Regions from separate parts of the Mus musculus genome. Here region 2 is linked to region 1. Evidence: chromatin contacts called from ENCODE Hi-C or POLR2A ChIA-PET data. All regions are on one chromosome and are shown on one strand. The core of a region is the stretch at or near the end of the contact, and the rest is flanking DNA. Distances in the headings are between cores, read along the strand shown.

What was found. A loop is a pair of places that touch in the nucleus more often than their neighbours do. ChIA-PET counts read pairs that join two places held with the same protein, here RNA polymerase II (POLR2A).
Region 2: POLR2A ChIA-PET joins it to region 1 with 29 read pairs in Patski. The contact joins the enhancer-like site here to the promoter of Phldb2 in region 1. A Hi-C loop is called at or near these places in 1 of 37 maps with a recorded cell type or tissue (Patski). POLR2A ChIA-PET finds 5 or more read pairs at or near these places in 1 of 5 experiments (Patski).

What each region holds. Positions count from the first base shown.
Region 1 is chr16:45,841,857-45,846,612 of GRCm38, reverse strand. Phldb2 (pleckstrin homology like domain, family B, member 2) reads left to right here and starts at 2,235. Exons shown (of 18, transcript NM_153412.4): 1 at 2,235-2,405.
Region 2 is chr16:46,091,362-46,096,117 of GRCm38, reverse strand. Cd96 (CD96 antigen) reads left to right here. Exons shown (of 15, transcript NM_032465.2): 5 at 1,323-1,378. Among named protein-coding and RNA genes, the nearest start is that of Cd96, 27 kb to the left of the region's middle. Within about 2 kb of position 1,824, at least 1 of the 3 ENCODE cell types and tissues checked has a DNase peak (open chromatin) inside an H3K27ac peak, as active enhancers do.

The DNA of each region.
Region 1 (4,756 bases), core at 986-3,485:
AGCATCCATGTGCCTGCAAATCATGGTGTCATTTTTAAAACAAACGAGTAATATTCCATTATATTACTGTACCACATTTTCTTTATCCATTCTTTGGCTAGGAACATCTATGTTGCTTCCGATTTCCAGCTATTATGAATAAAGCCACAATAAGCATAGTTGAGCAACCGTCCTTGTGGTAGGATGGATGGTCCTTTGGATATAAGCCCAAGAGTGATATAGCTTTGGATATAAGCCCAAGAGTGATATAGCTTTGAATATAAGCCCAAGAGTGATATAGCTTTGAATATAAGCCCAAGAGTGATATAGCTGAATCTTGAGGTAGATTGATTCCCAACTTTTGGAGGAGCCACCATATTGATTTCCACAGTCAGCCCTTGGTGTTTTGAGTCAGGCTTTACATAGCTCAGGCTGGTCCTAACTGGTTAAGAGACCCAAGCCTGCACGCTACTCTTGATCATCCTGCATCAACTGGTCAAGAGCTGGAATTATTGTCCCGTACCACCATACCTGGGAAGAAGCAATTTTTTCAGTTGCATAATTTAAGCTCAGGGGAATACAATAAAGGCAACTTCTGACTGGAGTATATGGGAAGGCAGAGAGTTGAGATAGCTTTTTGTAACAATTGGCCATCATTTTGCTATAGTTAAACAGGTAAGTGTATGGAGAGGCAAGTGGCTCAAGAGTGTCTTTCCTTTCATTGAGATGGGATAAATGATTTTAAGTTGATGGAGATGAGGTGAAAGGATGGGGTGTAAGTCATGTGAATTTAATAGCGTGGGATACCGAGGTGGTGCGTTGAGAATGCTCTAAAACACAAATCATCCTTATAGGAGTGGTTCTCATGGAAATTAGAAGTCAAAATTTCGGGGCTGGAGAGGTTGTTTGGCAGCAAAGAGCTGTCTAGCTTTTGAAGAGGATCTGAGTTTGGCTGTCAAAACCCTTGTGGAGTGGCTCATGGCCATTTCTGCTTTCCCTTCCTACTTGGATTCACGTGCACACACATGCACCAAAGCACACGCAGGAATAAATAGTAAACATTATTTAATCTTAAAAGTCATACTTTTGCTCAATAAAACATTTTAAATATGCATTTTATTAGTGCGTGTTCTCACAGCTAAAGGCATTGTGTATAGATGAAGCATAGGTTTATTAACTACTGGAAGTACCTACACTAGTACCCCTGTTGCTATTGCTACAGCCTTGAAGACATCCTTGGTGGTAGCTAAAACAATTTGCTAGGGCCATATTGTTATTAAAGAGCTTGCCGGTCCTGGACCTTGCGAGTTCCTCCAAGGTTCTTGTCTTTCTTTGACTTAACCCCACTGGGGCAGAACTTTACAAACATCCACATTTGCATGCGTCAAGACAGACTAGCTGCTCAGGGAAGCAAGGCTGAAAGGCGTTCACGTTAATATTGCTTCCACTGGTTATGTTAAATGTGTTGGAAAATGCAGAACCCTTTATGAGACATCCCTCCAAGGCAATCAGTATCACGGAGTTTTAAATCTGCTTGATTCCAGCCCTGACCCCAGGCGGTTCCATTGCCATTTGGCACAGCTGCTTTTCTGACGCATCAGGTAAACCTGCCCTGGGGAGAGCAGTCTATGGTGAAGTCACCTGGAGTTTCACAGAGCAGAAACTTCGTCCTGGGGAGGAAATCGCACTCCAGGACGTGTTGTGTTCTCTCGTCCCATTTCCACCTTATTTAAAAAAAAAAAAGAAAAGAAAAGAAAAGAAAAGAAAAGAAAAGAAAGCCAACAACAAAGGTTTCTAGCACATAGCTGCGAACGTAGCTTTGAGAAAGTGGAGCCTAGAGATGTGACGAGTGGCCAGGCCACTCCAAACGCAGTAAAAGCAGCAGCAGCTTAGCTCCCTAAGAACCTAGGCTCCAGGACTTCCTAGCTGGGAACTCCAAGGATCCGCTGCGGTGCCTCGAAACTCGGGTCGGGACCAGGAGGGAGCTTCGAGGAGTCCACCACCGCGGGCCGAGGGGCTCTGCTGAGTGTGACACAGAGCACCCAGGGTGCCTGCCTTCTGTGGCCGCCTGCATTCGGCCACCTTATCGCCCCAGGTGAGTAGTGGGCTACAGAGGGCCTGGAGGAGCCGGCCCGCATTGCCTTTGCGCACCCTGGTGGCTCCTTGGGGACACAGCCTCCCCCTCAGCCGACTTGGTAGCCGCCCGTCTCTCTGCGGAGGTCGGGGGCGGAGAGGAGGCGGTGGCCGCCCCCACCGGGAGGGGCGCCCGGAGTGCGCGGTGTGCGGCGGCAGGGTCTGGCTGCAGCCTGCGGCAGCGGCGGGGACCGGACTAGGACACAGGGAGAGAGGGAGGGCGGAGGCAAGGGACAGGCCCAAGGGCAGCGGGACCCGAGGAGAGAGTTGCAGTTCCAGAGAAAGATGAGCTGGTGAGTGGGCGCCCTGAGCGCAGATTTTCTTTGCTTCCCTTGCAGGCTGTAGAGACAAAAGCCCGGGCAGGGGTCCGCAAAGCCTAAACCTTACAGTCCTAGAGTGCTCTGTCCTCCATTGTGCACGGCGATGCGGGGTGGAGGCATTGTGGGGAAGGGGTGTCCAGTAGGGGTGAGGTTTTCGTGAGTGATTGGGTCGAAAAGGCAGGATTTAATTAAGGGTCCCGAAGGCAACTTTTGCGGAAAGTCTGGATTGCTTAGACAGAGATCTGGATTCCGGGGATAAGAAGATCCACAGCTGGATCTTGAGGAGTACGGGACTCAGATAGGACCTTTCTGAAATCGGCTTCTAGTTGTACTTTGTTTCTAGAATGAGGCTGCACGGCGAGCCTCCGGACCGAGATTCTTTCCAGGAGCTCCTGACTGTGATTCAGTTATGGTTTCCCTATCATCCCACACTGAGGGCGTGATGGTCTCTTTCTCTGTGGTGATAGCAGCTGCAACTCTGGGTAGCATTTCGACCCTCTGCTTCAGCCGCTCAGAGAGCCTGCTGAACTCTGGCTTGGTGCGCTCAGTAACTTCACCCTTGCCAGCAGCACTGGAAGCGGGGAGGACTTAGCTAACTCCCGCCACCGGCAGGAAATTAAAAGGCTGACGGGCTGTCCCTTCCCGGATTGGGGTTTCCTGTTTAAAAGAGCTTTATAAGTCCAACCTCCTTCCAGAGGCTCCTCTTTTACCTTTCTCACTTCAAAGAGGGAAGATTCCCACAGTCTTTTATGTGGACTAGCCAAGACTGGAAATCCTTTCGTCCGGCCCAGCCCTCTTCCCTAGAAGTCTTCCTTTTGTGGTATCTCAAGTGTTCTAGGATACACAGCTAGTCTCCTAGCCAGTCAGAGCTGTGAGGGTAAGTCTAGTAGAGACATAAAATGTGGAGTCCGTTAGTGTAAATATTCACACGTTTCCCCCTCCAGTGTATGAACATGTAAATTACAGATGTAAATGTTCAACTCTGACGCTTGTAACAAAGCTTCTAACTTGGGCTTCACTTGTGTGTTTGAGATTATTTTTCCTCTGGGCTTCAAACGACTGAATTTAGATGGAAGGTTCCAAATATGGTTCACAGTTTCATAGGGTTAAACGTTTGCCCTCGGAGCACTTGAATTCTTAGTTCCTGGTAGGCTAGCAACACATTCATTGGGTCTGAGGTAAATAATCCTTTAGAGTGGTCTACTATTTTAACAGAACATGCTTGGTGCCATTTGAACCTTAAATGTGCCATTTAAGGTTCGTTGAAAAGTAACAGTTGTGTTTTCCTGAGGTTCCCTTCCTGGACTTAGTTGTTTAAAAGTTTTTAACTGAATGGTTTTTTTTTCTTTCTCCTTATAAATACATTGTGGAATTTAAACATTGCGTATAATTAAGAAACTCCGCAGTCTCCAAACATTGACAAAGGCCTTTAAAAGAGAGGAGAGATGAGCCTTTGCATTTAGCTTGGTGTAGCTTTTACTCCAGAGGCAGGGAAGTTTGCAAATCCTAGCACGCTCACAAATGGCAAAAGGAGATGTTTGGTTAAGAGCAGTCATCCAGGGCAGGCAATTTGCAGGCTTCTGTCTGGTTCCCCACAGCTGGCAGCTGCTGCTCTTTTGGGGTGAGAAAGGACAGCAGGGCTATCTGCTGCATCCCTGCTTGGGGCAAGCCAGAAAAGCTAGATAAGAAGGTGGGTGAAGATGCAGCCCATCTCTTCAACAACTCTGGCCAAAGTGCGTCACTTCCCCTGGCATTTTCAGGAGAAGGGAGAAAAGCCAAAGTTGACTTGATGGAGCTTGATTGAAGGGCTTTTCGTTACTTTCTTCAGTGTTGTTGGCTCTATGCATGGTGGGTTGTGGAGTGTAATGGAGAACTCACTTCAGGAGTCTTTATTAGTTTTGCATCATTGTTTAAAGCCGTTGGGGCATTGTGGTTATAGTAATTGACCTTACAGGATGCTACATTTCAGCCCTTGGCAGAGAGGGGTTGCCTCAGGTGACAGGGAAAGACAGGAACATTGTACATTTTCCAAGAATACCTGAGCTTTATAAATTGTCATTAAATCTCTCTGAGCTTAATTATTAAATGTGGGGAAACACCTTTTGAGTGGTGTGCTTTGTCTTGAAAGCCCCGAAGTGTGTTTTAGCAGTAGTTCTCAGGAAGAAGGAGTGGCCTGCTGTCTGAATCTTGGCAAGTCTTTTGGTTATGAAGCTGAGGGTAGGAAGGTTCCATCAGCCTCCATTGAATAGAGATCTGGGATGCTGTTATATACCAGGACACATCTTAGCATCTAGAACACACAGAGAGCTATCTGTCTCAGACCC
Region 2 (4,756 bases), core at 575-3,074, 250 kb before region 1:
TGCTTTTGTGGCTGTGCCTGTGTGTTATTGTTTTTGTTTTGTTTTGTTTTCTTTTGTTTTTTTTAGTTTTGGTTATTTGTTTTGTTCATCTGACTGTTTTCTAAAGGAAGAGAATAAAAGGCTGTGGAGTTAGGTGGGTAGGATCTGAGGGGTTGGGGAAGGGAAAATATGATCAGGACATGGTGTAAGAAAAGTTAACTCCAATTAAATTACATGTGGACACTAGAAATAGTCCTAATAATGATTTGCAAAGTCACCCTAGAGACACAGCACAGGGGAGAAACCTGAGCCCAAGAGGGGAAGGAGGATAATGTATGTGCATAATCATACCAGTTACTTCTTCCAGCCTGAAGATCAGTCTTGCAGAGAGCTCTGAACTATGGCACAGAACACATATCAGGGGCTGGTGAGGTGGTTCACTGGGTAAAAAACACTTACACACAAACCCAGAGTTCTGGCCTGAGTTTGATTGCCAGAATGCAAGGTGGAAAGAGATTCAAACTCCCAAAAGTGATCCTCTGATCACCATGGTCCTTATGAGCAATCTCTCTCTCTCTCTCTCTCTCTCTCTCTCTCTCTCTCTCACACACACACACACACACACACAAACACACACACATATTTTATTAATCCTATTTGAGGTCTCAAATGCAGGGCAATGAAGCCAGGATATTTTCCCCCTGACTTCCCGTCTGTTACATTATCTCCTTCTTCCTTCCCTCCTCATATTCTCAATGAATCCAGAGGCAAGGGATCATAAATAGGCCCAGCAGCAGCTTTCGGCAACCAGAAGTCACTGCTGAGCAGGCAGGCAGGTAAACCACCTGGGACAAAGAATGGCAACAGTCTTTCAAGAGGTTCATAGAAGGCTGGGTCTGCTGCTGTAACAAGAACAAGCTCGGAGGTGCTTCAGTCTTCAGTGTCCATGCGCAAAGCTCTGGTGATGAAGACTTCCAGGAACTTGCAATTTGTAGCATGGCAACAAAACCATCTCCTGATACGTGTTAGTGCCAAGCAAGCCAAACAGCAATCAAGTGTTTCTCTGATTCCCTCAGGGTTCTAGAAGTGAAACATTTCCTTCCTGCACACACATCCCTTTCTCCCAGTGGATTTCTTTCCTCTATTCTAGCTGCCCCTTCTCAGACTTTTGAAAAGGCAATTATAACTACTCTTCCCATCCATGAAAACACTAAATTTGTATGTATTTTTGTGTACCATGGAATGCTTACACACACACACACACACACACACACACACACACACACACACACACACATAGTATAGACTTCAGTGACACTAACTGTGCCTTATTTGCTTTTAAGCTAAACCAGAAATCCTCATGACTGTGGAAAACAGCACCATGGATGTCTTAGGAGAGGTGAGTCACAGCGAATTCTTTGAATACCCATACTATTACATGCCAAGCTGTGTCAGATTGCCTGGCTGCCAGGAACATTCCCTCAAAAGACCTTATTCCTTGGCCCTTAGCCACTTAACTGCTGCTGTGAAGGCAAGCTGAGGTGACTGGAAACTGCAGAGAAATCCTGGCTTTGACTTACTGCTCTCAGAAGGCGTGGGCTGAGGCCTTAGGTCTTACTTTCCTGGTGTGTGTGTGTGTGTGTGTGTGTGTGTGTGTGTGTGTGTGTGTGTGTGTAGAAAGGGGGTTCAATTGTTTAAATGTCTCTGAGATTAAAAACTGAGGGAAAGTGGGACAAAAACCAGTGTGAGTCCTGGTGGAAGTTGACTTTTAATTTGTTATTCTCCCGAGTTCTCCTTCCCATTGCCTTGAGAAGAGGAATGGGGCCCTCCCGTCCTCCTCCCAAACCTGCCTATTTCCCTGGCAATAAGAGAAAGGGCGGGAGAAAGGGAGAAGCAGAACACGATGCTCTGAGTTTGCCCCTTCAGAGTAGCTCTTGGCCTCTAGTCACTGCATCCGAACACATTACTTCATTTCTCTGTAGTCAGTTCTCCATTTATATGACATACCAAATAATAATATCTGCTTGTTGTGGTCAATAATGAAATCAATGTCTGAGTAATTCTTAAAGGAGTATGTGGCATGAAGGAAAATGGTCAATAAATATTGCTGCTGTTAGCAATGCTATTCTGGGGGGAGTGTGGTTTTGGTTTTTTTGTTTGCTTTTGGTTTTTTGGTTTTTTGTTTTTTTGTTTTTTGTTTTGTTTTGGTTAGGTTTTTTAATACACATTTTCTTTGTGTAGCTTGTGCTATCCTGGAACTTGTTTTGTAAACCTCACACTGCCTCTGAATCCCAAGTGCTGGGATTAAAGGCATGCACCACCATGACCCACAACACTATTGCCTGTTTTAATTTGCTGTCTTGTGACTTCACCTAAGCTTTTCAAAACCCAAAGTAAAATAAACATTCTCATGTATTTTCTGTTACGTGGTATGAAAAAAATATATTTTACCTGCTTTTCACCCTGAGAATATTATGATTTTTGTTCTTCTGGATATCAGTAATGTAGTTCCATAGCTTCGTATAAACCATAACTCAAATTCTGTGTGTTGACCCTGAATGACCATAACATATATTATCCAAGTATCTGTGTCTATTAATTGGTATTATAATGTTTAACATAATAAGGACAGATTTAATCATTTAAGTTCTGTTCCAATTAAGTCCTAAGTTTATCAATGGGCTTCACTCATTTTAGTGGCTTCAATAAAACAAATAACCCAACAATACAGATATCAATAGATGTTTTTGCTTCTTCTTAGAACCTCTTGCAGATGCTTGGAGCCAGTGATTCTGAGTAAGATGACATCAGAGCAGATATGAAACAATAAAATCAGGTCCAAGAATCCCAGCTGAAAATTTAAAAAGGAATGCTCCGCCTTGCATTTCACAAGTCGTAAAATTTCCCCTTCAGTACCCATGCAAGTTGGCTGGGGAAAGAAGGGGCCAGGCATGATTCCCTGAGAAATCAGTGAATATTTATCTCTCTCCAGCTTCATGTAACCATGGCAGGTCTTGAGATGCTTGAAAATCTTGCCAAATATTACTAAACCCTTACTCTAATAGAGTTCTGGTGCTATATCTTTAATAACTCACTAACTATTCCAAGCATTTTAATATGCTCTTGTTTTGCTTTCAGCCAGGCTCCAAAATAGAGCATCTGTTATTTTATAGATGGGAAATTAAAGCCTGAAGCCCAGAATGCTTGGCTGAGTAACTAACAAGAGGCTGAGCTGGAATGCATTGAAGCATACATCCAGGGAGGATGGGACAATGAGAAGAAGTAGTGCCTTGATCCTATAACATGCATACTGAAGTACAATCCAACTGTTACTGGTTATCTATCCACAGCAAATAGTTAACCACTGTGAGCCTCTGAAACCTTGGGATAGTAAATATTTGATAAGATCATTAGGAAAATTAGTTATACACAGTTCTGGAGTCCATGGCCCACAGTAGATATCTCAGGTATATTTTCCCTAATCACTTATGAATCTCACTCACCCAGCTTCACCAATTCCTTCTTCTGCTTGTACCTTCCTACATCTACTCTGTGATCAATTCTAGGATGCAAAATTAGATACAGAAATGGAAAACTAGGACATGGTAGAACGTGCTGGAACTGGGTTTGACTTTTCCATCTAATAACTTGAGAAACTTAAAGCCTTACTTCCTTATCTTCTTCATCCGTGAAAGGGGGCACTGGCTGACTTCAACTTCATAAGGGTGGTGGAATGGTCAAATGGTTTAGAAAGCACCTGTCACCTGGTACCCACAAGGACTCATAGTAATTTCCTATCCTCTAATTCCCCAGGAAGGAATTAAGTTAGAATCCATGTACTAAAGACCCATGCTTAATAGTCCTCAGTGTAAGATTTTGCTGGGGACTCAGTCTGTTATAAGCTATGATACAGTGTTATTTGTAGAGGAATTTTAATACAGCAATATGGCTGCTCTGCAAAGGAAGCATATCTAAAGACCTTCTAAGTCTATGTGATCTGGCTGTAATATAGAAACTCCCTTACTGCACACCTTTAATTCCTAACAATGAAGGATGTTAGTTTGTAGAAGGAAGCAGCCATGTTTGCAAGTGATGTCTAATTGAGAGGCAGACAAAGTGATGAATTACAGAAAGATTTGACAGACTGAGTCTGTCAAATAGGATATGCCCGACTCACATGAGAACAGTACAGGAAAGAGAGGCTATTAAAGAGCAGGGCAGGGAGGTGTGTGTGTGTGTGTGTGTGTGTGTGTGTGTGTGTGTGTGTGTCATTTTTACTGGACAGTTTTACAGAAACAGATTACAGAGAGAACAAGTTAGACATGGGTAGATGAAGACAGAACATACCGGAGAATGTGAAGAAGCCAAAAGATTAGAACATATTGCCAAAGTTAGTATGAGGCCAGGCAGAGCAATTCAGTGAGCAGCCAAGAGAAGCTGGATTGAATCAGTCAACTTGGAAGATTAGGTTGTATGGAGTCTAGAAGGTTCCAGGCCTAGGCCTAGGGATACTTAGAACAGAGAAATGTTCTAGGCTAAGGCCAAGCAAGGTATTCACATAGCTTGGGCACATCACATGCCTTTATCTGAGGAAATAAAATCAACGTTTACAGTTATTAGTAAAATCTATAATGTTTGTGGCTAGTGTATCTTTTCAGTACAACAGACAAGACCCAGCATTATTCTAACAACGATGCCTTTTAGACTTGGATACACTAATGAGGTCTATAGAAAATAGTCTACCTCTGCATGTTATGATGATGTGTGTTCCTGAGGG